3 separate regions of the Mus musculus genome follow, and regions 2 and 3 are each linked to region 1. A link is a loop called in an ENCODE intact Hi-C map of the cell type or tissue named here. Cell type or tissue: left cerebral cortex. All regions are shown on one strand.

Region 1 (8,000 bases):
AATCACCAAGAATTTAGAATGTTCAGATGTCCCGGCTAGATACCCAAGATGCACTGCATCAGAACTTCTGGGTGGGGCATCTATACATCAGCATTTTCTTTAAAAAAAAAAGTGTGTATAACCATTTGTGTGCATGTGCACATCTGAACACATGTGCACACGCATGTGGAGGTCAGAGATTAATAGCAGATATCTTCCTTGGTCATGCTCCACCTTACGTTTTGGCAGAAGATCTCTCCCTGAACCTAGAACTCACTCACTTGACTAGGCTACCTGGCCACTGAGCTCCATGGATGTCACTGTTTGCTCCAGGGCTGGAGTAACAGATGCATGCTGCCCCACCTGACAGTTTTATGTGAGTTCTGGGCGTCCGGGCTCAGGTTCTCTTGCTTTCACAGCTATCACGCTACTAACTGAACCATCTCTCCAAGCCCTGCATTAGCATTCTTAGAGATTGTACTATGCAGAGAGATTGAGCCACTTGCCCTAGGTGAAGACTTGTGTGCAGAGAGGCCTGTGGGTCTATCTGCCTTTCCCCAGATGAGCATTTCCTTCTGGAATAATGTGGCAGAATTCAGGCTTTATTCTAAAGAAGACATGACCCCCTTCCTTACGTAGGATTTAAGCTCACTCATTGGTTCCCCCCCACCCCCAGCACCTTGGTTGGCATCAGCAGGGCTTGGGGGTCATTTTATGCTGTAAGTTCAACCACATTAAATTGAAGGAAATTTATCAATATGGAAGTGAATAAATTTTTCACTAAGCCCTAAAAGTCCCATATGACCAACAATTCCTAGAAAGAATTAAGCTGTGAAATATACCAACAAAACAAAGCCCTTCATCTGAGCCCTCAGGAGCTGGGGAGATGTGGGCGAGCACATCCAACACATAGAGTTTGTCTCACACATTGTGACTACAAAGGAAGGAATCGTTTGGAAAGGCCGGGCAGAAGAAGGTGCTGAGAGGTCAGCATCTGAGGTTGTCTTGAGATGTTGCTAGAACTTGGGCAGAGGAAAATTAGGGAAGTATGCAGTTGGTGCATAGGGTGTAAGCCAAGTCAGACCTGCCTTCTCTAACCTTCACACAAGGCTGGAAACCAAAGGCTCTTTTCCTTCTGACTTCCCGCTACTGTTTTCATCTTTCAAGTATTTGCCTCTGGTTTACTAGTTTCACCTCCCAGAGCCTCCCCTGATTACATCTAGGAAGAGGTTGTCATTAGCATCGCTGCAGGAGCACCTGGTGCCACATTCATCCTGTTAGCAGACAGCCAAGGCAATGGGGTTAACTGGGAGGGGAATTTTAATGCCTTCCTTACGATTCATCTATCTCCTAATTGAGGATGCAAGGTCAAATGTCACAAGTGACTCCCCAATAAAATCTACCTTTAAGACGTGGTTCTTGATTTTATAGTATTATCTATGTCAAAAGAATACATTAAAATTTTATCAACCTCATGATTATGGATAATGGCAAAGATACCCCCAGATACCATTTATACCTGCTGATAAGAACAATTTTTCAAAGCCAGAGCAGCCCAGGGTAGCTGATGTTATTCACTGACTGCGCATTTGCACATATACGATTCTGCATACAGAATAGAATGTGCATTAAATCACAGACCAGTGCATGGCGATGATGGAGGACATGTCCTTTTCTCTCACACTGCTGCCATGTGATGGATGTCACTTGTAAGGCCCAGGAGAGGGAACAGCCGCCATGGCGAGAAGAGAAGGTCGTATAAATCAAATTGCCATTGATGTGGAGCCTAATTTGGCTTCTATGGTGACACCAGGCCCCTTTACAATGGACATGGGGTATATTTAAACTAAAGAGCTCTCCAGAATCATAGCAAGGAAAAGAAAGTCAGACAATAGGGGAGGGGAAAAAAACAATGTTCCAAATAGGTCTATACATCCCAGACATTTTTTTATCTATACTATGTTATGTTAATTTATAGAACATATTACTTCTTTACAGATACTTCCACCCAAAGTCCATTTCCCTGGAATTGATTAGTGTTTCTTATGGAACAACAGCAACAAAGTAAGTTTTGCAACAAATTTGTCATAAATTCAAATTGTTCATTAAAGAAATGTCTGTTTTTTAGAAAGACACATGTTCTTAATATTTCAAAATACAACAAAAGGGCATGGATGGTCACAAAGTCAAATATATGTACTTTACAGAAAATGTGATTTAAAAAGAATCGAGGTGTTCAAAGATTGTTCATAATAAGTTGATAGAATTCTGACAGCAGATAAAAGCGATCTTCAAGAGACTCGTGTCCCCTACACGAGTCTAAGCAGCCAGTATTTGTGTAATTGGAAAGTGGACAAGGGCATGCATGCCTACCACAGGTAAGGCTTTGTTGCAGGGTAGAGTGCTATTTGGAACAAAGGCACAGACCAACATTTGAAGTGAGTCGTCGCATCTGAGGGGCGGGCTCATTCTCGAGCTGTCTGACCCAGCTTCCACAAATAGAACAACTCCAGCCAGCTCAGAAACATAAACTGAGCAGGATCACCCAAGGCGGTGTGGGAGCCTTGGCTCTCTGAATCCAACTGGCTTGATCTCTATGAAGGTGAGAAGGGGCAGATCCTGCTGGGTGGATCCACTCGCCAGATTCCACCCGTAAGGTTCCACCCACCAGGGCGTGGCAGAGTGGAAGATGAAAGGGGAAGCAGGAATCCAATGCCAGGGTACCCACAGACCAACCTTTCAGATAAATGAACTAGGATTTGTGAACACAAGTACCAGGGCAGAATCAGAAACTCACATTCATCTTGGCTTGTGGGTGTTTGTTTCTGTCTCTCTTTTGATCCTCCAGTGCTAGTATAAACATTATTATGAGAACCCCACTTCCCTGTGGCTGTCCAAGGAAAAGGAGCTTCGTCCTTGTTTGACCCAGACCTTGGAAAGGAAGTAATATACTAATGCTGGAAGGTCAGTCTGGTTGTGATATCAGTTAACCCAGAGAGAGGTACCTAGTGGGAACCAGAATGCAGGAAGCCATGGAATTCTGAGGCAGGGCTCTGACTTTTGCCTTAACAATAGAGTCTCTATTTATGCCAGTCTTCTGGCTGCATGAGAGGAGTGCCTGCAGAGCCTACTGAAGCGCCCACACACAGGGTTAGCAGAAGACACTAACTCTGTAGCCCTTCCTTCCACACTTAGGAAAAGGGCACCTAACTGACTGTGGAGCTGAATGAAGACCTCAGAAGTCACAGCTGCACAAGGCCAGCTCCATCATTATCACACACATCTGCTTCCTCAGTACCCAAGCCCGGTGCTGCTACATGTTCAAGTCAACTAGGATCTATCAGCTAGCTGATGTTGGTAGAAACATAAAGGAAGGCCCAAAAGCTAAACATTCAGAGATGTGCACTGGATGGATGTGAGGTGAGAAAGCAGGCCAAGGCTGCATGCAGCACAGGGAGAATTGTATAAACAGGGTGTGCGTGGAGGAAGATGGGGGATGTTTCTAAGTTTGAAAGCGTTCATTTTCAAGGAACGTGAATGTGCCAGAGGATAAGGGACACATTAATGTCTGACCTTTGAGAAGCTCCACCCAGCAGCTGACTCAGACAGATACAGACACCCATGGCCAAACAGTGGATGGAGCTTGGGGAGTCTTGTGGAAGTATAGGGAGAAGGATTGTAGGCCCCTAAGGAGATAGGAACTCCACAGGAAGATCAACAGAGTCAACTAACCTGGACCCTTAGGGGTTCTCAGAGACTGAACCACAAACCAAAGAGCATACATGGGCTGGACCTAGACCTCTCTGCACATATACAGCAGATGTGCAGCTTGGTCTTCATGTGGGTCCCAAACAACTGGAATGGGGGCTACCCCAAAAAGCTGTTGGCTGTTCGTGGAATATGTTCTTCTAGCTGGGTTGACTTGTTTGGCCTGAGTGGGAGAGGATTAGACTAGCCCTGCAGAAACTTGATGTACCAGGGTAGGGAGATACTCAGGGGGAGACCCCACCCACTTAGAGAAGAAGTGGGGCATGGGGAGAAGGACTGTAGGGGGCAGTGAGCAGGATGTAAAGGGAATAAGTAAATTAATTAATTAACTAATTAATTAAAAGAAAAAATAGAAACATCTGAACACAAAGGAAGAAAGGAGCTGCCTCAACAGGGAAGAGGGCTAGGGACATCCAGGAAGCAGAATCAAGAATAAGGGGGCATCACATAGGAGAGTATAAATGGAAACAAGACCTCTCACTACATCTCAGGCATGGCCAGTCATCCCGAGTCATCTCTTTCCATCTTTCCATCAGCTAGAGCCATGTTTGGCATTTAGTCTATCCTCAAAACTGTACAGAATATCTCAGCTTAAATCAGTCCTGTGTGGATAGTTCTAAGTTGACTATTATTGATCCCAGTTACAGATAAGAATGTGAAGGCCCAGGAAGGTTAAAAAGCTCGCCCAATGTGTCAAAGCTACTGAAGAGGCAGGAGGGGAATGACTTCAAAGTACTAGAGCCAGTTATTAAGGAGCATGTAGAGAAATCTGGAAAAGGGTGTGGCGCTTGAGTGTCAGCCAGGAACTGGGGGAGGAATCGAATAGGAAGAGACCAGGACAATGTAAGAGACTGGGGAGGAGAAAGGGTCTCACGGGGAAGTAAGTGAGAAGTGAATGAGTGGAGGCGACTAGGGGACGGGAGCCAGGCTGGGACAGCAGGCGAACTGATGAGACAGGGGGAAACTGACAGGGTCTCTGTGGGGCAGATAGGGAGCTGAGCTAGGCAGCCAAGAGGAAAATGTGGCTTAGGGGTGGCACAAAAAACAAGCTGGGAAAACCAGTGTGGAAACTGTTAAGGGCTTTCCGACAGGGTGGGGCAGTAAAGTCTGGGTTGAAAGGGTTCTGGAATGTGGCTGAAGAGGGTGTGGTCTGGCCCTGGAGAAGAAGCTGAATGCGAAGCTTTCGGTGTGGGGGTAGAATGGGTGGTCCTCGCGAGGGGATGAGGGTGACCAGCATCACCTGCTGCCCCAGTCTCACCTGTAAGAGCTGCTTACTGTACTCGCCACCTCCTCCCGGATTTGCCTGTTGAGGGCATCTGCCACCGCGCGCCCCTTGCCTCCTTCAGGCCCTGTGCCTTGGGCATGGGCAGCGGGTGTCTGTTCGTGCCCCTCCGAGCGACGCACCATCCAGGCCGGCCCCGCCTTCCTCCTCGTGTCGCGCTCGTCTGCACCAGATGCCTTTCCAGCTGCGGGGCCGCCCTCCTGGGTCTGAGACTGGGCGGGTGGCAGCGGCGTCTCCTCGTGCCCTTCCGTGCGAGTCACCATCCACGCGGGTCCAGCCTTCCTGCGTGTGTCACGCTGATCTGCACCGGACGCCTTTCCAGCTGCAGGACCACCCTCCTGGGTCTGGGATTGGGCTGGGGGCAGAGGCTTCTCTTCGTGCCCTTCGCTGCGAGTCACCATCCATGCTGGCCCTGCCTTCCTGCGTGTGTCACGCTGATCTGCACCGGACGCCTTTCCAGCTGCAGGACCACCCTCCTGGGTCTGGGATTGGGCTGGGGGCAGAGGCTTCTCTTCGTGCCCTTCGTTGCGAGTCACCATCCATGCTGGCCCTGCCTTCCTACGTGTGTCGCGCTGGTCTACACCGGACGCCTTTCCTGCCGCCAGCACCCCGGCTCCTCCAGCACCCTCCGGGTCCCGGGCATCAGCAGAAAGTTGCATGGGCCCGCGCTCTTGGCTCTGAGGCCGACGCTTGGGCACCCCGAGAACAGGTTGGGAAGGCTGCGAAGTCGCAGGGATTTGCACCGGCTTGGGGATCCAGGGATGGTCCCCGCGCCGGGGCAGCGGCCAGGCGCGGAAGTCCTTCTGGTACTGGGTCTCGCGCTCGAAGGGCGCGTCGGACGGCTGGTACTCGCTGCGCGGCCGGCAGCTTGGCTCGGGCCGCTGCACTTTCCAGGCGCGGTAGTCCTGTCGCATCACCGAGTCCGCGGGGCCTGAGCCGGAAGTGGAGGCTGAGGCCGCGCCCAAGCCCAGCCCGCTCCGGCCGGGGGCGGCTACAGTCTCGCGGTCGACGCTGGGCCCGGGCGCAGGCCCTGTTGCCCGGGCAACTGCATCCGACTCTCCCTGGGCTGGCTGCGTCTCTATGGCGACAGCACGCGAGGGGGGCGCTAACGCGGGCTGCAGCGGAGCTGGCGGCTGCGGAGGGGCGCCTGGGTGTTCGGTGGCCTCCGAGTACTTGGTGAAAACCAGCGGCACCGCAATGTCCGCCTTGTCCAGCTGGTTCCAGAAGCGGGCGATGCAGCAGGCCCTTGTGATGCACGGCCACGCCATGTTAGCCACAAAGCCTTTTTGTGGTCCTAAATCAAATCTCCAATCTCCCTTTAACCCCAACCCAGACCCGCCAATGTGGTTCCCACCGCTTCCTTCCCTTAGAAGCCCTTTGCCTCGTCCTCCACCCTCAAAGAGCACCCGGGGACAAGGTACCGCTGAGATAAAGTCCGTAAAGTCCCTCGATTGCCGGCTGCAAACGCCTGCTGCAGAGGAGCTGCTGTGGGCAGTGAAGAATAGGAGCGAGGCTCAGCGTCCCAGAGTCCAGGCCTAGGGCGTCTGGGCGCGCCCTCTCTGCGACTGCGGTGTCTAGCAGACCCCGGCAGAGCAAGGAGATGCTTGGCAAAGAGGCTGTGGGCTTAAGCCATGGCGCAGGGAAGGATCCGCAAGCAGGCTTTTATCTCCTTTCCGTCTGGTTCAGCCGGCCGCCTAGCGAGGCTTGGCAGCGGTCACCTCCAACCCAGACAGAGCAGAGAGCAAAACGGCCTCTATCTATACCCCCGGTGATGCCGCAGCCGCTGCCGCTGTCGTCTTCTGCTGCAGAGAGGCGGCCCCACCCTTTTTTGCGGCTCAGCAAGGGAGGTGGGGTGATCAAGAAAAGATGCTGAGAGTATGCGCGCTGCAGAAAAAAAAAAAAAAATCACCTGCTGTCGTCAGGGCGCGCAGCTGAGAGGTTGCCCTCTCCCTGTCCCCTCCTCCCTTCTCTCTGGCAGCTCCTCCCTTCTCTGTTCCCAGGCAACAGCAGAACTGGGTCCTTGATAGGTTCAAGTCCCAAGCTCCTGAGGACTTGCTGTCCTTGAGTTGCCAGCTTCATGTCCTAGAACCGAGTCTCCTCTCTTTCGTAAAATCGCCCCAACCAATGAATACTAATTTTTTAAGTGTAAGACCGCCCCGCCTCCATGAAATGTCTGTTTCAGACTAGATGCTTTGGCTTCTTTTAAAAATCTTTTTTACTTTTTTTTTTTTTTTTTTGGTTTTTGGCTTTTGTTTTTTCGAGACAGGGTTTCTCTCTGTAGTCTTGGCTGTCCTGGAACTCAGTCTGTAGACCAGGCTGGCCTTGAACTCAGAAAAGCCGCCTGCCTTTGCCTCCCAAGTGCTGGGATTAAAGGCGTGCGCCACCTTTTAATTATGTGCTTTTGTCTGTGTGTGGGTATATGCACATGGGCTCTGGTGCCTGCTGAGGCCAGAGGGTCAGAAGTAGATTTCCCTGGTGCTGTGCAGGCGACTATGAGCTCCCACCCCACCCCCATGTGAATGCTGGGACCCGGACTTGGGTCCTCTGGAACACCAATACAAGTTTTTAACCACTCAGCCCCTGAATAGATACTTTAAAAGGGAGAGCTGCAGTTAATTGGTCAGCTATCAGGCTGTACTTATGCTCCGTGTTGCTGGTTCTTGACCTAAGCCTATGTGTACAGGGCTTCCCCAGTTGTATGAGATTGGGAGAGGCCGGCCTGGGAGAGGCCGGCCTAGCCATACTCTGGCTGTTCCTTCTTTAAGCAACTGGGAAGCAGTGAGTCTACTCTCCCAGGATAAAATTGGTTCTTCTCCAGCCCAGATGCTGCACTGGGGGAAAGGGAGAAAAAGGAAGATTCTGGAAAGAGACCCAAGGGAGGAGGTAAGCGGCTGGATGAGAGACAGTTCCCTAGGAAAAGGGAGACCTCTTTGAGGGGATTCTCGGTTGTGTTTCTGCCTTCTTTTCTACT
Region 2 (8,000 bases), 53 kb before region 1:
CCAGCCTCTCTGGGTAGCATACGCCCCACAGCTAAGAGTTCAGCAGCTCTCACTGGTCAGATTACTATCTCTTACAGGTCTCCGGTCAGACTACTATCCCTTACGGGTCTCAGGCAGCTCCCACCACTCAGGAACCAGAGCTCAGAACTGACAGCTAAGCCACAGGTATGACCTCCAAACAGAACACAACTTCTTAGCTCTGAACTCACCCCTACCAACCAGCCTTCCTGCTCTCCTTGCCTGCCAGGCTAGGAGACCCTCCTCAGGGATGAAGACTCGGTTCTCGGTTCTCGGCTGCCTACCCAGTGAGAGCATCTCTGACTCCCACTGTGTGTCCTCCTTCCTCCACAGCTGCTGCTCTCATCAGGCTGTAGCTGTCTCTAGACTGGGCCCTCTAAGGACATGGACGATGCTTACTGCTTCTCTCCCTCCCCTCTTTCCTTCCCCTAACGTCTCACACATGCCTACTCAGTGTGTGGCCACTGAATATAGTTGGGAAATAGGGAGGCATAGCATAGGCTGGTACACGGTAGGGGCTGGCATCCTAAACGGGGAGCTAGGAAGTAATTTGCATTACATCAGATTCTGATGGCCATGTATATAGGACATGCACATTTTCCTAGCCTTGTTTGCCTCAGGATCTCCAGACCTCTTCAACAGGGCTATCTAAGTTTAAGGGAACCTTTGATAGGATACAGCTTTTTGTTTTCTAGTGTACAGGCCCTGCAGCTTGGGATTGTTCTCTCTTGAACTCTCTAGAGGAGGAAAGGAGCTCAGAAGGGGACTACGAGTTGCCCAGAGTTGCCCCAGACAGTACAAGCAAAGCACGGCTCCATGGAGGAGCTCCCTCCTCTCTGCAAATACCGAGACCCAAGTACATCTGCTGCTCAGAACCAAGTTTGGCTTGCACTGCGGCTGACAACCCTGGCTGTCTTCCATGACTTCTGCAGGACTCAGGCTCTGAGGCCTCAATTGCACCTTCTGAGAAATGCATCTTCTAGAGCAGATCCCTAGGCAGTGCCAGCTCGGCGCCCCCCTCCTTAGCCCTTCCTGAATTTACCATGCCAGACTGTCCTGTCCCCAAGTTTACCTCCAGCATGCAACACACCCTAACAGAGAAAACAGTTCCAGAAAGCAGCAGCGTCCTGGCTCAAGGGCTAGCCTACCTGAGCACGGTAGCAGAAGGGACACCAGCCGGGCAGAGTTCACCCAAGGTGGCTCAACAGGTGGATGAGGAGCTGGAATCACAGGTGGGGAGGGGGAGGCTGCATCCACAAGGCTTACCCGTAGGAGAGTGAGCCCCACCCACAATTTGCCTACAAATCCAGGGCCTCTGGTGAGAGGTTGCTATGGTCCCTGAGAAGGGGGCAGGGGAAGACTTGCTTATAGTAGGGTGCAGGTGTTCTGGGAAAGCAGGAGTCCTAGCTGCATCCAAGGGCTGGACCAAGAGTGAGTTTTGTAGCATCAACCACTGGCGTCAAATCTAGGCTCACACTCACAGACTGTTTGATTTTGTGACTTAGTCACTGAGTTTTGATTCCTTTATCTGTAAAGAGCCTTATTGTGAGACCAAGTCGGGTAAAGTCAGTGTTTCCTCCCTTCCTGTGAGCTGGACCGGCCCTGCAACTTAGAGAGCCCAGAGCCTGGTTCCCAGATTCTTCTAAGACTTGGGGGCTCTGTCTCTCCACGTGGGCGTGGGCTTCTGAAGTCAGCTAAGTGGCTAAGTGGCCCTTTAAATGTATTTACTATTTATTTTTTTAAAAAATCATTAAATAAATTTTGTAGATTTGACCTAAGAATGAAATGAATTCCCAGTTGTATATATAAGAAGTATTATCAAAAGCATCTTTGGTTATTTTAACTCCAAGAAGGCAAAGTCAAGGGCAGAATTGAGTCTCTGAATGAGTTGCCAAGAACCTGGTAATCCTATTGACTCTTTTAAAAATATAGTGCACTGGACTGAGGCTGCCAGACAGAAATGGCTCAGCTATTATCTAACTCTGTGCTCCTGGGAATTTGCAAATCAATCTTTTTGCATGCTTCCCCACCCCCCACCCCCGACCCCCGTAAAGCAAAAGATAGCAATCTTCAGCAATTCATCAAGGTCTGTTCTGTGTCTCTGTGACCAGAGAGATTCCGTGTAAAAGGACGCGTAATTGCAAGGCTGGGATCTGCACAGGTGATTTATAGAGGCGCTCAGAGAGGAGGGAGCCCATGAAGGGCTGGAGCAGGGGCAGGGCAGTGAGAGCGGCGGCAGGGGGTCGGGGGCAGTGAGAGCCATGTTAGCCAGCCTGGATCTCAGTCCTGCTGTAGAGAGAATGGCGTCTCCTCCAGTGGCTGCTAGTGGCTGCAGCTAGGATACTGTGAACCAAGGAGGTGAGAGGGAGGAGATGGGAGAGAAGTGGTCTCTAGCAAAGCACTGGGAATTCAACTATTGCCAGAGGTGGTCCACCTGCATCCAGCTCTCACAAGAGAGCAGGGACCTGTGACAGGAGCCCTTGCTATCAGCACTCTTTCCAGCTGCCACCTGCAAGCTCCAGCACCAAACAGATTCCTGGCTGCCCCAATCTGCATTTCCTGAATTTGGATACCACATCAGTTTAGAGGGTGAGACAGTCTAGTATTACAGCAACAACTTTGAGGCTTTTAGACATTCTAAGACTCAGCCAAGGTCACACAGCTGGAACAGCAGAGTTTGGATTAGAGAACAGGGCTGCTGCCAGCTCAAATTCAGAGTGGGTGGTGGAAGGAGATGCCTCTTTGCTATGCCAGGGATGAGAGGTCTCTGCTCTGAGCAGGGAAGGGGACGGGATTACTCTGAGCTGGGCGGTGGTGGAGCACACCTTTAATTCCAGCAGAGGCAAAGGCAGGTGGATCTCAGAGTTCGAGGCCAACCTAGTCTACAGAGTTAGTTTCAGGGCTACACAGAGAAACCTTGTCTCAAAAAGCAAAACAAAATAAAACAAAAAAACCCAAACCAAACAAAAGATTACTTTGTATCTGAGAGCTTGTGATTTTCTGAATTGAAGACTGCTTAGAAGAGGTAGTAGCTACATCAAGTACAAAGGGATGCAGACCAAACCGAGGCTGGCGGTCATAGAGGCAGCTGACTCTGCTGTGTGGTTGACATGGCGAGTACACCACAACCACTCCTTTCTTAGGAGCAGGGGAAGTTGTGAGGCAGAATAAAGGAGCCTTGTGGAGGCACCACGGTGAACATGGGCACACAGTGCTTATGGTCACTCACCCATCCACGCATTCAGGAGTCACTCAACACTTCAGAAGACATTCTCTGTGGTAGACATTGGGCCAGGAAGAAGATGACAGAAGGAGCTGACCCTTCCCCTGGAGGAGCTTGATCCAGTTTTGGGGGGCGGGGAGGGCACACACATGTGAGCTGATGACACAGGACATGTGATGAGTTCCACGATGAAGACACACACACGGGGAGCATCTTACCCAGCCTGGAAGGTGCAGGCAAGGCTTCCTGGAGCAGTCCCCTGAGCCGAGTCTTGAAGGATGAGTTAGCCGGGTGAGAAGCAGGAGAAGGGCATTCTGGGTAGGAGGGACAGCGTGGGGAAGGCATGGAGGTGAGAAGCAGCGTGGTGACTGAGAATAAGCTTCTGCAGGCCGTGGGAGCCGGAGCCGATGGTTTCAAGCAGGGGATGACATGGTCAGCCTTGCAAGGCCCCTTTGAGAGCCCTCCAGCAGCTTCCGCCCATAGCAGTGGCAATAATTTACTTTTCTATGCACTTGAAATTTCGTTGGCCCCAGGTAAGGTTCCTGAGACTCTATGTTGAGACAGCTGAGTATGGTCCCTAGTGAGCAAGTGGCCAAGAGCCACTCACTCGAGGACAGAGACAGACATTTCAGCTCAACTCAAGTGTTCGGAATAAAAAGCACCAAGGAGTGGCCTCCACTCTCCAGTGTTCAGAGCATCCTCTGGATTCCATCACACAGCTGGTAACAGAAGACCTGGTCCAATTCTGATTTCCTCCCAGTTCACACTGGATTCTAGTATCTAAGGGAGTGCTGGGCTTGCTCGCTGGAGGGCTTGTGACGGCCAGGCCACAGTGTACTTTTGCCTGCTTTGGGTGTAATTTTCCCTAGGGGTCCCACTTGTCTGGAACCTGATTCATTCCAGCCAGTCCTAAGCTTCCTGTCTTTCAAGCTGGGCCAAGCTGGCCAGAGCCTTCCCCTTGGAGCTACCCCTTCCTTATCTGATACCTGGGCAAATGCTTGCCTCGCTGTGCTCATAGAGAGACTGCTCTGTAAGCAACTAAAGTATAAATTGTTTGGACATTATTCAGTCCATGGACTCCAAAGAATCCAATAGCTGGAATTCTCTCAAGGCGGCGGTTGTCTTTGGACTGTTTGACTCATTCAACCTCTTGTATGACTAGTTTCTCAGTTAGCTTCATTTTATCACATACCACCCCAGTACTACACAGTACTGAAACAATCTGCCTAGTGTCTGTGTCCCTTGCACTCTGGAGTCCCATCCCCACGCTTACAGTCCTTCTTTCTAGAGAAGGGTACAAAGACTCCATCCAAGAGGCCAGTGAAGACCCAGCTTCCAGCTGCCGACCCCACAGTGTCTGAGGGCCCTTTCCATCTCAGCCAAACTCCTTGAGGAAATGCCTGAGGTGTTTAGACTTGCTCTCCTGATGCTGCATGGCTGATGTAGGATGGCCTAAATGTTAGGGGGGTACTGTGAGCCCTGTAGATGCTGGAGCAAGAATCTGGGGTACCTGCCAGACTGTGAAGTGTGGCCCCGGGAAAGGGCATCTCTGTCACCATGGTTCTAGCCACTGCCCAGGCTGTGCTGGGATAGGGTTTAGGGAGCAGCAGCCTGCTTTAAGTGCTTGATGGCCTACATGGTGCACCCTGAAACTTTGGATACCTGAGATGTGAGCATTTCAGCATTTGAGCAGTCCATGGCCCTGGAAACCACCACGAGGTACCACAGGGGTCCACAGCTTTTGTGAGATGGGAATGACCCTGGGTGGAACCGCACCAAAAATATATACACCTGAAGCAAGAATTGAAACTCACATCTAACTAGTTTACAACAGTAAACTAGCAGGTAGTTCTAAAGCTACCTGCCTGGTTTAGTTGTCGGTTGTCTTAGGAATGTGATATGAGTCAGGGTTGTAGGTTCTTGTGCTGGGGCTCTGGGCCGTGTCGGGAGCCATGGGTGTGTGGGCTTGGGTTGGGTCACCTGGGTGGTGCAGATGAAGCAGGCCAGGCTGACCTGCTCTCTGGCCTCCTCCCTTGGACCTCCTCCTCTTGCCCTGGCCTGGTTCTGTCAGCATCTCCTCTTCCCTCACTCTCTGGGCTTACTCTTGGCGCTCTGATGTTCTGTAGTTTCCTTCTTTTCTCTCTTTCGCCTCTATCTGCACCTCTGATCTCTCCTGTCCTATCTCCCAATCCTAATTAGTCTCTGAAATGAAAACTAACACTTATCTATATCTTTATGTGTTGAGCATTTGTTCTGTATCCTGCCTCTTATAAAAATAACAGCTGGGTGCAAATGTCTTCCATTCATCTGGAAAACAAATATGTAGTAATTTTCAAAATATTAATACTCTAGACTGATTTTTAACACTACATTCCCAAATGCTGGGGTAGGGCCAGCAATGGAAGTGCCGTCCTAGGGCTCTCAGGGAGAATGGGAAAGGACCCGCGACTGTGGCCTGGAAAAGCAAGAAGCAGGATGGCAGGCATGCAGGGCACGGGTGCAACCTGGGTACGTGGGATGGAGCCCCAGTTAGAAGCCGCCCACAATGGGACACAAGGCATTTCCGCCATGGAACTCTGCTCTCTCCTGCCCTTGTCACCCCCACCCCCACAACCTGAGCTTGTCGGGTTCATGGCCCCATCCACACCTTTGCTTGGGCACGCCCCTCTGTCTGGCATGCCTTGGGTAGGTTCCGTTCTGTTTACCCGATCATCACCTACCCATCTGCTGAGTCCTTTCTCATCCATGGAACCAGCTAGAACAGATTCCTCCTCCACGCCCACTGTGATCAGAGAGGTATGGTCTCAGTCTCCTGGCTTCCCTAGTGCCTAGCACAGAGCCTGGCATACAACAGTATCCAATAGACACAGGTTGGAGAAACGACGGGATCAAAGTCTTTGTCTCCTGCTTTACTAGAAGGACAACAGAGTGAGCGCCCGAGGTTCTTGCCCTGAAGCACTCCACCAACCCCACCCCTTCCCATCCCCGAATCTTGCCTTGGCACCTGCCCTACACGCCCAGCACACGTATATCCTGCCACCCTTCTAAGTGCCCTCCAACAGGAAGCTTTTTCTTATTTCCCACCCCCACGGGAAAAACTGTTCTCCACTGAGCTTCCGAGTCCCCTGACTCACTGAATCCTTGTCTGAGCCACTCTCCTGGCCATTTTTTCATTCCCATGTCAGGCACATGCACAACACAGAGCCAACCCCGGGTGGAACCTGTAGCATGACCATGGATTAAATGAGTAAGCTGCACTCCCGCATGAAAGGAGGCCAGGGCCGCTGCCGCTGCCGCAGCCGCTGCCACTGCCGCTGGCCACAGAAGGGGAGAGTTAGGCAGCAGCTTCTCACTGCAGTGAGGCGGCGGGTGGCTCAGGCAGTCACTGTCCCAGGGACACGGCATGAAAATTTTACACTACCTTGTTGGCCAGGGCGTCTCTGGGTCCATCTTCGCCTTTCCCAACATTTAGCTCTGACTGCTTGCAATTAGTACCTGAGAGGCAATCTAAAAGAGGCAAGCTGCATTATGGAGGCCCCCGGGGAAGCTGCAGGGCACAGTTCATCTTGTCCAGAGAGGCTCAGATGCCAAAAGCTGTTGTCTTTATACTACTCAGGCTGGGCCTCACCAAGGAAATACGATCAAGAAAGTGGTGTTTGTCTTTAGCATTTATTTATAACTGGGAGTGGTGGTGGGGGGGGGAACCCATTGATTTGCTTTCTGAGCAGGCACAGACCACGTGACGTCACAATCAATTGGCTATACATGAATTTTTTTTTTTGTTTTTGTCATTCTTTTACTAACATCAGGAATGAAATAGCACCAAGAGAGGGGAGCACTACATGATCCATAGACAATCTGTGGTATGCAACAACACCCGGGCCACAAAATCCTAAGTAGACACTTCCTCTCTGCCTGGGTGTGACAAAGCTTCTTCTGCTGTCTGGGAGCTGGGGCAGAGAACGGGAAGCCGGGCATAGCTTCCAGGAGTTTTGCAGGCAGGACAAATTAAAGAAAAAGTCCCCGTTCCAGCTCTCTCGCTCCAGGGTGAACAGAGAACAGAGGGAAATGTACGAAGTGAGGAACGGGCTTGGTCACCTGCAGAGAGGTGACACCAAACATTGCTTGAGGAACCACGGTCAGTTTTGTCCAGTACACTTGAGAGACAGAATAAGACCTGGAGAGCTTTGTTTGTAAACAGTAGAAATTAAAGGGCATTTCTTGTGAGTGGAGTGAAACATTCAAGAGCAAACGGTGTTCGTTAGGTGGGTGTGTGAAAAGGGGGGGGGGAACCCTGACAGCCTGAGAAGAACATTATCCAGGTCACCTAAAGCCTCAGGCAGGACAGGGTAAGGAATTCAGCCCCTAAGGCTCTGGGGGCCCTTGTGGTAAGCTATGGCAAACTACAGTGCACACAACACCAATTCCACTGAGTCACGGCACATGTGGGGTCGTCATGCAGCTCTGTCTGGATGTGCTGATATAGAGACCTGTCTGCTCACCAAGCCTGGCACAAGGTGTGCAGAACACGAACACCGAATGAAGGATCCCTGTGCACTGTAAACTCTGACTTACTTGATCTATGAAACATATGTTTATTCTACAGGGAAATCAAAGTGTGGCTAACAGCAGATCTGACTGACGCCGGGGATTGAGAGGAACACGCACCGGCCGCTACAGTTGGAGCACTTGATAGAGTCTCTGGTAAACAGTAAGGCTGGCTAACAGGTAGCCAGGAACAGTGCTGAGCTCTAGGCAT
Region 3 (8,000 bases), 94 kb before region 1:
CCTCTGTGGCAGAAAGACTCCCATCAAAGCTCTGTCTTCCTTCTGGGGGGCCCCAGCCAGAGGTGTTTGCCTCTGAGCTTGTTTCCAGACTGCACAGGGTTGACAGTCCCTGCTCAGGTGACAGTAGCAAGGGCTGGGACAGCATGGCGTACAGCCAGGGCTGAGTACAAATTCCCCTGTCCTGTTGCTACTGCTCTTGCTGTAAAGGAACGTCTCACCAGGCAGCCTTTGTGGACACCAGAACCCAACGGTAGGCCAGGACCCACCCACGACACTGCAAGAAAGGCACAAGCTGATGGAGTTGGGACACAAAGACAATTTTCAAGACACATCAGTTGCTGGGATGGGGGTTGGGGGGAGTGGGGATGCTTTAAAGGGGATGTAGGAAGAAGGTAGCTCCAACTAGTGGGGAGTTAATCTGGAGGAGGCAGGGGTGGGCCAACCCTGTAGACAAGAATGCAGCCATGAGGGTCAGGGGCATAAGAACAATTCTTGCAGCTTCTCCAAGCACAGGATTCTGTCCTCTACCAGCTTCAGGAATCTTCCTGTCCCCGAGGTCTCAGCAAGGGCTCTAAACGTTGGAGACCAGAGTACCCCACACCTTCTGCTGAGCACCACAGGGTGCCCCCAGACCTGACCCACCAGCCCCTGCCTGATACCTATCCTGCTTTTGAAAAGGGGTTGTTTTGTTTGGTTTGGTTTTAAGAGGAAATTATCTTTCTGCTCTGGCTTCTCTCCCATCTTTGTGCCAAATGAGGAAGAGTTCCGAGAGCTACTAGAGTGTTGTGTGTTACTCCACTGAGGGACTCACAGGACCAGGCTGGTCCCACACGTGCTGAGGCTGATGACTGGGTGCGGCTACGCTGGGGAGAGTCCGTCCATACCAGGGCTCTCACTGCTTGTGTGGATGAGATCGAGGGGCCTGCTCCCAGTGAATAGGTGAGGACCTATGGCTGGGAGGTGGGGGGCACAAGGAGAGAGGAAACTGCTAAGACTCCATCAAGTCACCAGCTGACAGGTGAAATGATTCTGGGATGGAAAACCTATCAATTAGTCAGCTTTGAACATGTGCCATGTCCCAGACAGAGAGCCACCCCAAGCCAGGCTCCCGCTGTGTCTGTCTTTCTTTCTTTCTTTCTTTCTTTCTTTCTTTCTTTCTTTCTTTCTTTCTTTCTTTCTTTCTTTCTTCCTTCCTTCCTTCCTTCCTTCCTTCCTTCCTTTCTCTCTCTTTCTTTTCCTTTCTTTCTTTTCTTTCTTCCTCTATCTATCTATCTATCTATCTATCCATCCATTCCATCTATTTATTTTTGGATTTTTTCCTGACAGAGTTTCTCTGCATAGTCCTGGCTATTCTAGAACTCTCTGTAGACTAGTCTGGTCTCAGATTCAGAGATCTGCCTCCTGAGTGCTGAGTTAAAGGAGAGTTAACCCCCCCCCCCAGGCAAGGAGGGTGTTTTCTACTCTCTACTCTACCTACCTCAGGCCACAGGTAGCAGCAAAGATGGTTACAGGGGGAGAAGGGTCGGTGGTCTCATTGTCAGACACTCTGCCTACTCAGTCATCCCCTCGGCCCTTTGAATGAAAGCTCTGAGAAAGAGTGAAGTAACTGCTTCCCTCTGCAAATGACAGAGTGGATGCCCGCTGTTTGACTAGGACACTAGAGTCAAGGCACAAACCTGAGACAGGCTGGCAGAATGGAAGGGACATTCCATGGAAGCTCAATGCTTATTTCTTTCATCTTTCAGTCCCCACTCTCCAGGACCGTGCTGGGCACACAGTGGATGCTCAGGAAGTCATCCTGCAGCCCTGCTGCTGGGTTACCTGCCCGGGCAGTGGCTCTCCCCTAGTTGGACATTAACTGGATCCCACACTCAGCTCTCCTCCAAGCCGTTGGCAGATCCTGCCCAGAGCATGCATGCCCAGAGGCAGTCAGAGGCCCCAGTTGTTTGCAGCGTAAGGGCAGCGAGAGAAAGCACTACTTGCTTGGTGCTCTGTAAAGATGTCGTTGGCCATCATAAAAATCAATAATGAGGAGATTAGTGAACCAAGCTTAGAGCTGGTGGTGATGTGGATGGTAACTGTCATATGTGAAAGGTGGACAGAGAAGGTCAGGATGGAGGAGTGAGGGAGCAGGGAGAGGCACTGGAGAAAGGGCAAAGGGAGAACTTTGTGAGCTTAGCAGAGAGAACAGGCACAGGCTCTGGGAGGTCTGCACTCACCAAGCCCTGCCTTTGAGCTCTCAATCCCTGTGCTCTGGGTAAAGGACCATCTAGGACCAGCTACAGTCTGCAGGACCCAGCTCATGAAGAAAATGCAGGGCTTCTTGTCAAAAAAAACCAACCAACCAACCAAACAAACAAACAAAAAAACAGAAACAGCCAAACTGTTTGGAGACAAGGTCTTGCTACGTAGTTAAGTAAGACTCACCTGGAACTACATGCATGGCCTAGGCTGGCCTGGAATTCTCAGTGCTGAGCGCTCAAAAGCCTAATGAGATTATAAGGGTTTGCCATTGTACTTGGCTTATTATTAAGGTCAGGCATGGTAGCGTATGCCTTTAATCCCAGTGCTTAGGAGGCAAAGGCAAACAGATATTTGTGAGTTTGAGGCTGACCTGACTGAAGCTAACCTGGTTTACATAGCCAGTTCCAGGACAATCAGAGCTACGCAGTGAGACCCTGTGTAAAACAGCAACAAGAAAAAAAAAAACCCACAAATAAAAAAACTACTAAGAATTCAAACTGTGGGCTGAGGGTGGCTTAGCAGGCAAAACAAAAACAAAAACAAACAACAACAAAAACAACTCCTTGTGCAAGCTTGACAGTCTTAGTTCCAGCCTCAAAATCCGTGAAGGAAGGAGAAAACAGACTCCTGAAAAGTCTCCTCTAACCTCCGCACACAATCCCTGGCATGCTCACACAAGTGCACATGCACCCCCCAGCTACCCACCCCCCACGAATAATACATTAAATAGGTAATAAAAAATTAAAATATAAAGGATTCAAGATGGTGACGGCAGAGAAATGTGCCTGTATTATACATAAGGCTGCAAGCTTTAGCAAGAAAACACCCCTAACTAAAGAGGAGTTTTCAGAGAAACATTTTTTTAAGTTGGGGTGTCTAAAGCAACATTTGTAACAAAATGTTTCATCTTATTTGAAAGTCAGCCTTACTTAAGCATCCTGTATTTCTCTAGCCTTGCTTCCAGGCCCCTCCTGCCTCCTCCATCTTCTGGGCTTCTCAGGAAGGTTCCTGTCCAGGCGCCAGGAAAATCGTTTGCAAACTTTAGCCTACATCCACACACCTGGAGGGCTCCTTAACACAAATGGACCATACCTCCTAAAATTTCTAATTCATAGGTGCTAAGGTGGGATCCAGTAAGTGTCCTTCTTAAACAGATTTGATCTTAACTGATGTTACTAGTCTGAAAGCTTCAGGACGTGCAGTGGCTTAAAAGGAACACCAGAGGGCAGAAGTGTCCACTGGTCAGGTCTCGTCCCTCCCGGTGTCTTGGGGCTGGTCTTACACATCTTCTTAGCGTTTACTGTGTATGGCCACGCCTAGGGTCCTGAAGAGAACAATGGCATGCATCAGACTCAGTTTCTGTCACTTGGGTCTCACTCAGGTTATGGAAAAGAAGACAAGTGTGCTAACCAGAAGTTACAGCTGGTACTGAGGTGAGAGAAGCCCAGGGAAATGGGTGGGCACAGGCGGCCTGGGGCAGAGCTGGCATCTGTGAGAGGAGCAAGGATGAAGGGAACACCAGAGTGCCTGAGGTGGAAGAGAAAACCACGAGGATGCTGCTAAAGCTGGCAGGCATAGAGGAAGCTTTAGTGCCGACCTGGGAGTGCCTACCTGGTAATTCCAAAAAGCCTCTCACTAGATGGCATATTGGAATGATCCCCTGGCAACAGTGTGGAGGGGGCTGGAGGCTAGTTTGTACATATTAGGGGCAAAGGTCAAGAAGGAAGTGACCAGGTAAAGCACAGATGGCAGTGCCATCAACCTCTGCACCCATGTATCCATCCCCGTGTCCGTGTATCCATGCATGCATGATCCATCACAGACGTAACATGGAACACTTTCTCTGAGCCCAGCTCTGGATTGGTGCCAGATGCTGGGTGGTACCAGTGCTGATGAAAGCTGACTTATCTACAGAGCTTACCTCCCAACAGGGAAGACCACAGTTCAATAGCCCGTAGCACAGAGAGCTAGCTTGTTACTGCTGTGGTCCCTGAGGGATGCACAGCAAGCCAAAAGGCAGGGCCTGGACTGAATTGGGGGCAAGTTGGGAAGGGAAGTGGGAGGTATCTCCCAAGAGAGTTCCTGATCTGGTTATCCCAACTCAGCAAGTACAGATGCCCCATTCAGCAGACCCTGGTGCCTCTCCTGCCCCAGCCCAGAGCCAACAATACAGCTATTGAAGGTTCCTACCACTGCTCCAAACCACTTTCGTGGCCCGACCTCCCTCAGCCACAGGATCCTGGCCTTCACTGAGGAAGAAAGACCAAGATTATACCTGGGTACCAGGGGTTACACATGCTCCTTATAAGACTGGGCTGAGGAGTGGTCACACACGCCTATGAGCATCCAGGGCTCTTACTTTAATCTCCACACCAGGGTGATAGCCAGGAGCAGGGGGTTGGAAGAGGTCACTTTGAATGTCCTCAGTGCCCTGACCCTCTGGATTCTTGGAGCACACCATGACTGTACATGGAGGTACGGTCAGCCTCGTGAATGGATTGGTGAAATCAGGCTGAGCAGGGCTTTGATTTCTAGAAATCCAGCCTTCTTGCTGCCCCTGGACCATGCCCCAGTTGTTTTGGCCTTGGCTCCTCTGTTCTTGCACTTTCCTGTGAGGGGATCCTGGCCTCCTCCAAGAATAATGGCTTCCTGGGAAATGCCTGTGCCCTAATCCTTGGAACCAAGAAATCTATCTTGCTTTGTAGTGAGGAGTCTCATGTGTAACTAAGTTACAATTTTGAGAAGCGAGACCAACAGTCAGCATCTTTTTACAAGAGGAAGTCAGATCCAGATAAGGAGATGACCGGAGGGGTGCAGGTGGCCTAGGGAAGGGACTCAGTGCTGCTGGGATGTTTTTTTTGTTTGTTTGTGTTTCAAGATAGAATATCTCTGACTGCCCTAGAACTACTCTGTAGACCAGGCTAGCCTCCAACTCAGAGATCCGCCTGCCTCTGCCTCCCGAATACTGGGATTAAGGCGCCATCACCGCCTGGCTATGAAGCTGGTTTGGAAGGCTGAGGCAGAGGCTGAGAGAGTCACAGAGCCATAGGGACCTTGGGGCTGAGAAGGACAATGTGGTGGCTGATTTTCCTTATCAGTTTGACTGGATTTGGAATCACCTAGGAGATACATCTCCTATTGTGGGCAGGATAATCTCATGGGCGGGAAGCATGGACTTAGAAAAAGAGTGAAGGAGAAAGTGACCTGAGCACCCCCCTCTCCCTCCCCTCCCTCCTTCCTCTCTTCTTCCCTCCCCACCTTTCTCCTTCCTGACTGCAACCATGATGGAGCCAGCTGTCCCCACACCTGCTGTGACCTCACTGCCGCGGTGGACTGTATCCCTCAAATCACAGCCAAAGGAAACCCTCCCTCCCTTCCTTCCTTCCTTCCTTCCTTCCTTCCTTCCTTCCTTCCTTAAGTTGTCTTTCCTGGGCTATTTTGTCACAGCATTAAGAAAAAATAACAGCCGGGCGTGGTGGCGCACGCCTTTAATCCCAGCACTCGGGAGGCAGAGGCAGGCGGATTTCTGAGTTCGAGGCCAGCCTGGTCTACAGAGTGAGTTCCAGGACAGCCAGGGCTATACAGAGAAACCCTGTCTCGAAAAAACCAAAAAAAAAAAAAAAAATAAAAATAAAAAATAAACGCAGATTCACCCCCACACAGTGCTGTGCCATATTTAGTATTCTGATCTCTAGAACCATGGAGAATAAATTTGTGTTGTTTGAAGGCACTTGAGTTTGAGACAAATGGCCACAGGAAAGGCAGATGGCATCTCATTATTCAATGACCAGGTAACTCAAGGTCTGTCTGTCTCCTCCTCTTTGCTCCTTCCTAGTGTTAGGTTCGTTTCTCAGTTCATGGCCAACATGGCAGCCCTGGAAGCAAAGGTCAGATCCGCTCAGCCTTTCCTCCAGGCGCTAGAACAGTGTGGTCCACAGGGCTTCCTCAGAGCGTGTTTGCTTCACCTAAGAGAAGACAGAAACAAACAAAGAACGGCAGGGATGTGCCTGTACTCAATGCTCAGGGATGGGGGGCTTTTTGGCTGACTGGAAGGATTCCCCCTGTCCCATACTCCAGGAGGGCAGAAGAGAGTCTCAGAGCTGCTAGGAAGGAAGGAGAGAGCAAGGGAAGGAGGAGAGGCATGTCTTGTGGCTGACGTGCAGCTGTCCAGCTTATTCACCATCTCAAACCAGTGGTTTGGTTTGTTTTCATTACTTTGTCTTTCAAAGCAACTGGGAGACTGACTTCTACTAACTGTGGGTTTGGGTTGGGCTTCATGGTGCATGCCAGGGCTCCAAAGGCAGAGGCAGGTGGGTCTCTGTGAGTGCAGGCTAGCCTGTTCTACAAAGTGAGTTACCAGACAGTCGGGAATATATAGAGAAACCCTGTCTCAAAATAAAACAAAACAAAAAACAACCACAACCAAAACCCAAAACCTTAAAAACCCGTTGCTTGTTGCCAATCCTGACAGCCCAAGTTCCATTCCTGGGACCTGCATGGTGGAAGGAGAGAGTTGCCTCTTGCAAGTTATAGGCTGACCTCCACATGTGTGTCCTGGCATGCACACATGAGCGAGTGCACACACACACACACACACACACACACAAGTGTGTTTGGGTGTATGTTTGTATGTGTGTGTTTGTGAATGTGTGTGTGAGTGTGTATTTGTATGTGTGTGTGTTTGTGAATTTGTGTGTGTTTATTTGTGTGTGTGTGAGTGTTTGTGAATGTGTATGTGAGTGTATGTGTGTGTGTGTGTGAGATGTGTGTGAGTGTGAGTATATGCATGTGTGAGAATGTGTGTGTGAGTGTGTGTGTGTGTGTGTGAGTGTATGTGTGCGTGTGTGAGATGTGTGTGAGTGTGAGTATATGCATGTGTGAGAATGTGTGTGAGTGTGAGTGTGTGTGTGTATGTGTGAGTGTGTGTGTATGTGTGTGTGTGTATAAGAACCATTATTCTTCTTACTTCATGGTGACCCTGAGGCTTGGGACAGTGATTTGAGAGGTGGGATTGGGAGGGACCCTCAAGGACTTTCTGGAAAGTGTGGGCCCTGAGGCACTCAAAGACTCTGACTGCTCCTCAAAAACGTTCCGGATCTACCCAGAGTACTAATGTAGCCTTTGAAACCCTCAACTGCTGGACAAGATTCCTCAACCCCAGCTGCCTCGAAGCCAGCTCTCCCTTTCTCATCTCCCAACGCCTCAAAGGCTCTGCCTAGGGCCTGGAGAGAATTAACAAAGTAATCAATTTATAGACAAAGCCACCAGGAAGCCACCAGGAGCCTGCTGGTGCCCTCTGGTGTAGCTCACAGACCCAAGCCCGAGGCCTGATTTCAAAGCCACGGTGTGTCATTCCCTGGCTGCTAGAGAAAATGTTTCCTTTGAAGCCACACAGCAGGGTAGACACAAGGTCTGGGGGTACAGGAAGATGGGTGTCATGTGATACCTCTTTAAAACTGGCAAGGTGACACCTTATATCCCAGCGCCTGAGAGGTTGGGGGTGGGGTCAAGAGTTCAAGGGTCATCCCTCCGCTATATAGGGAGTTTGAGGCCAGCTTGGAATACATAAACCCTGTCTCCACAAATCGAAACAAGCAAAACAGAAAAAAAGAAAGAAAGGAAAAACACAAAAGGAGGAAGAGAGGGGAGGATCAGGAGGAGGGGGGGGGAGGAATCCGTTCCTGTCTCTTGTTCTTGTTTCAAGGCTCAGACTGGTCCACTGTGCTCTTTGAAGCATCTCCTTCCCTTTTCTCTCT

The links. Hi-C counts contacts between places; a loop is a spot of excess contacts. Peaks named below come from ENCODE experiments on the same cell type or tissue, not always from the same donor. Only the 100,000 strongest peaks of a DNase experiment are listed, where the experiment ranks them.
Region 2: a loop joins it to region 1, with 3 times the contacts of the local background. A loop is called at or near these places in 4 of 42 quality-filtered maps.
Region 3: it touches region 1 in a loop (4-fold over the local background); 7 of 42 quality-filtered maps call a loop at or near these places.

Annotation. Positions count from the first base shown.
Region 1 is chr7:99,266,319-99,274,318 of GRCm38, reverse strand. Map6 (microtubule-associated protein 6) reads right to left here and starts at 6,872. Exons shown (of 3, transcript NM_001048167.1): 1 at 5,006-6,872. The coding sequence starts at 6,297. It overlaps Gm26705 (predicted gene, 26705), which reads left to right and starts at 7,101. Exons shown (of 4, transcript NR_103487.1): 1 at 7,101-7,174; 2 at 7,848-7,912. In left cerebral cortex, no CTCF peak of the experiment used is centred here; DNase peaks (open chromatin) are centred at 2,569, 3,215, 6,081 and 6,925; H3K4me3 peaks cover 5,885 bases; H3K27ac peaks cover 3,469 bases.
Region 2 is chr7:99,319,247-99,327,246 of GRCm38, reverse strand. Map6 (microtubule-associated protein 6) reads right to left here. Exons shown (of 3, transcript NM_001048167.1): 3 at 6,895-8,000. Among named protein-coding and RNA genes, the nearest start is that of Gm40449, 18 kb to the right of the region's middle. In left cerebral cortex, no CTCF peak of the experiment used is centred here; DNase peaks (open chromatin) are centred at 875, 2,600, 3,533, 4,418 and 1 more place; H3K27ac peaks cover 244 bases.
Region 3 is chr7:99,360,775-99,368,774 of GRCm38, reverse strand. No RefSeq gene overlaps it. Among named protein-coding and RNA genes, the nearest start is that of Serpinh1, 12 kb to the right of the region's middle. In left cerebral cortex, a CTCF peak has its summit at 3,454 (motif pointing right); a DNase peak (open chromatin) is centred at 3,469; H3K27ac peaks cover 711 bases.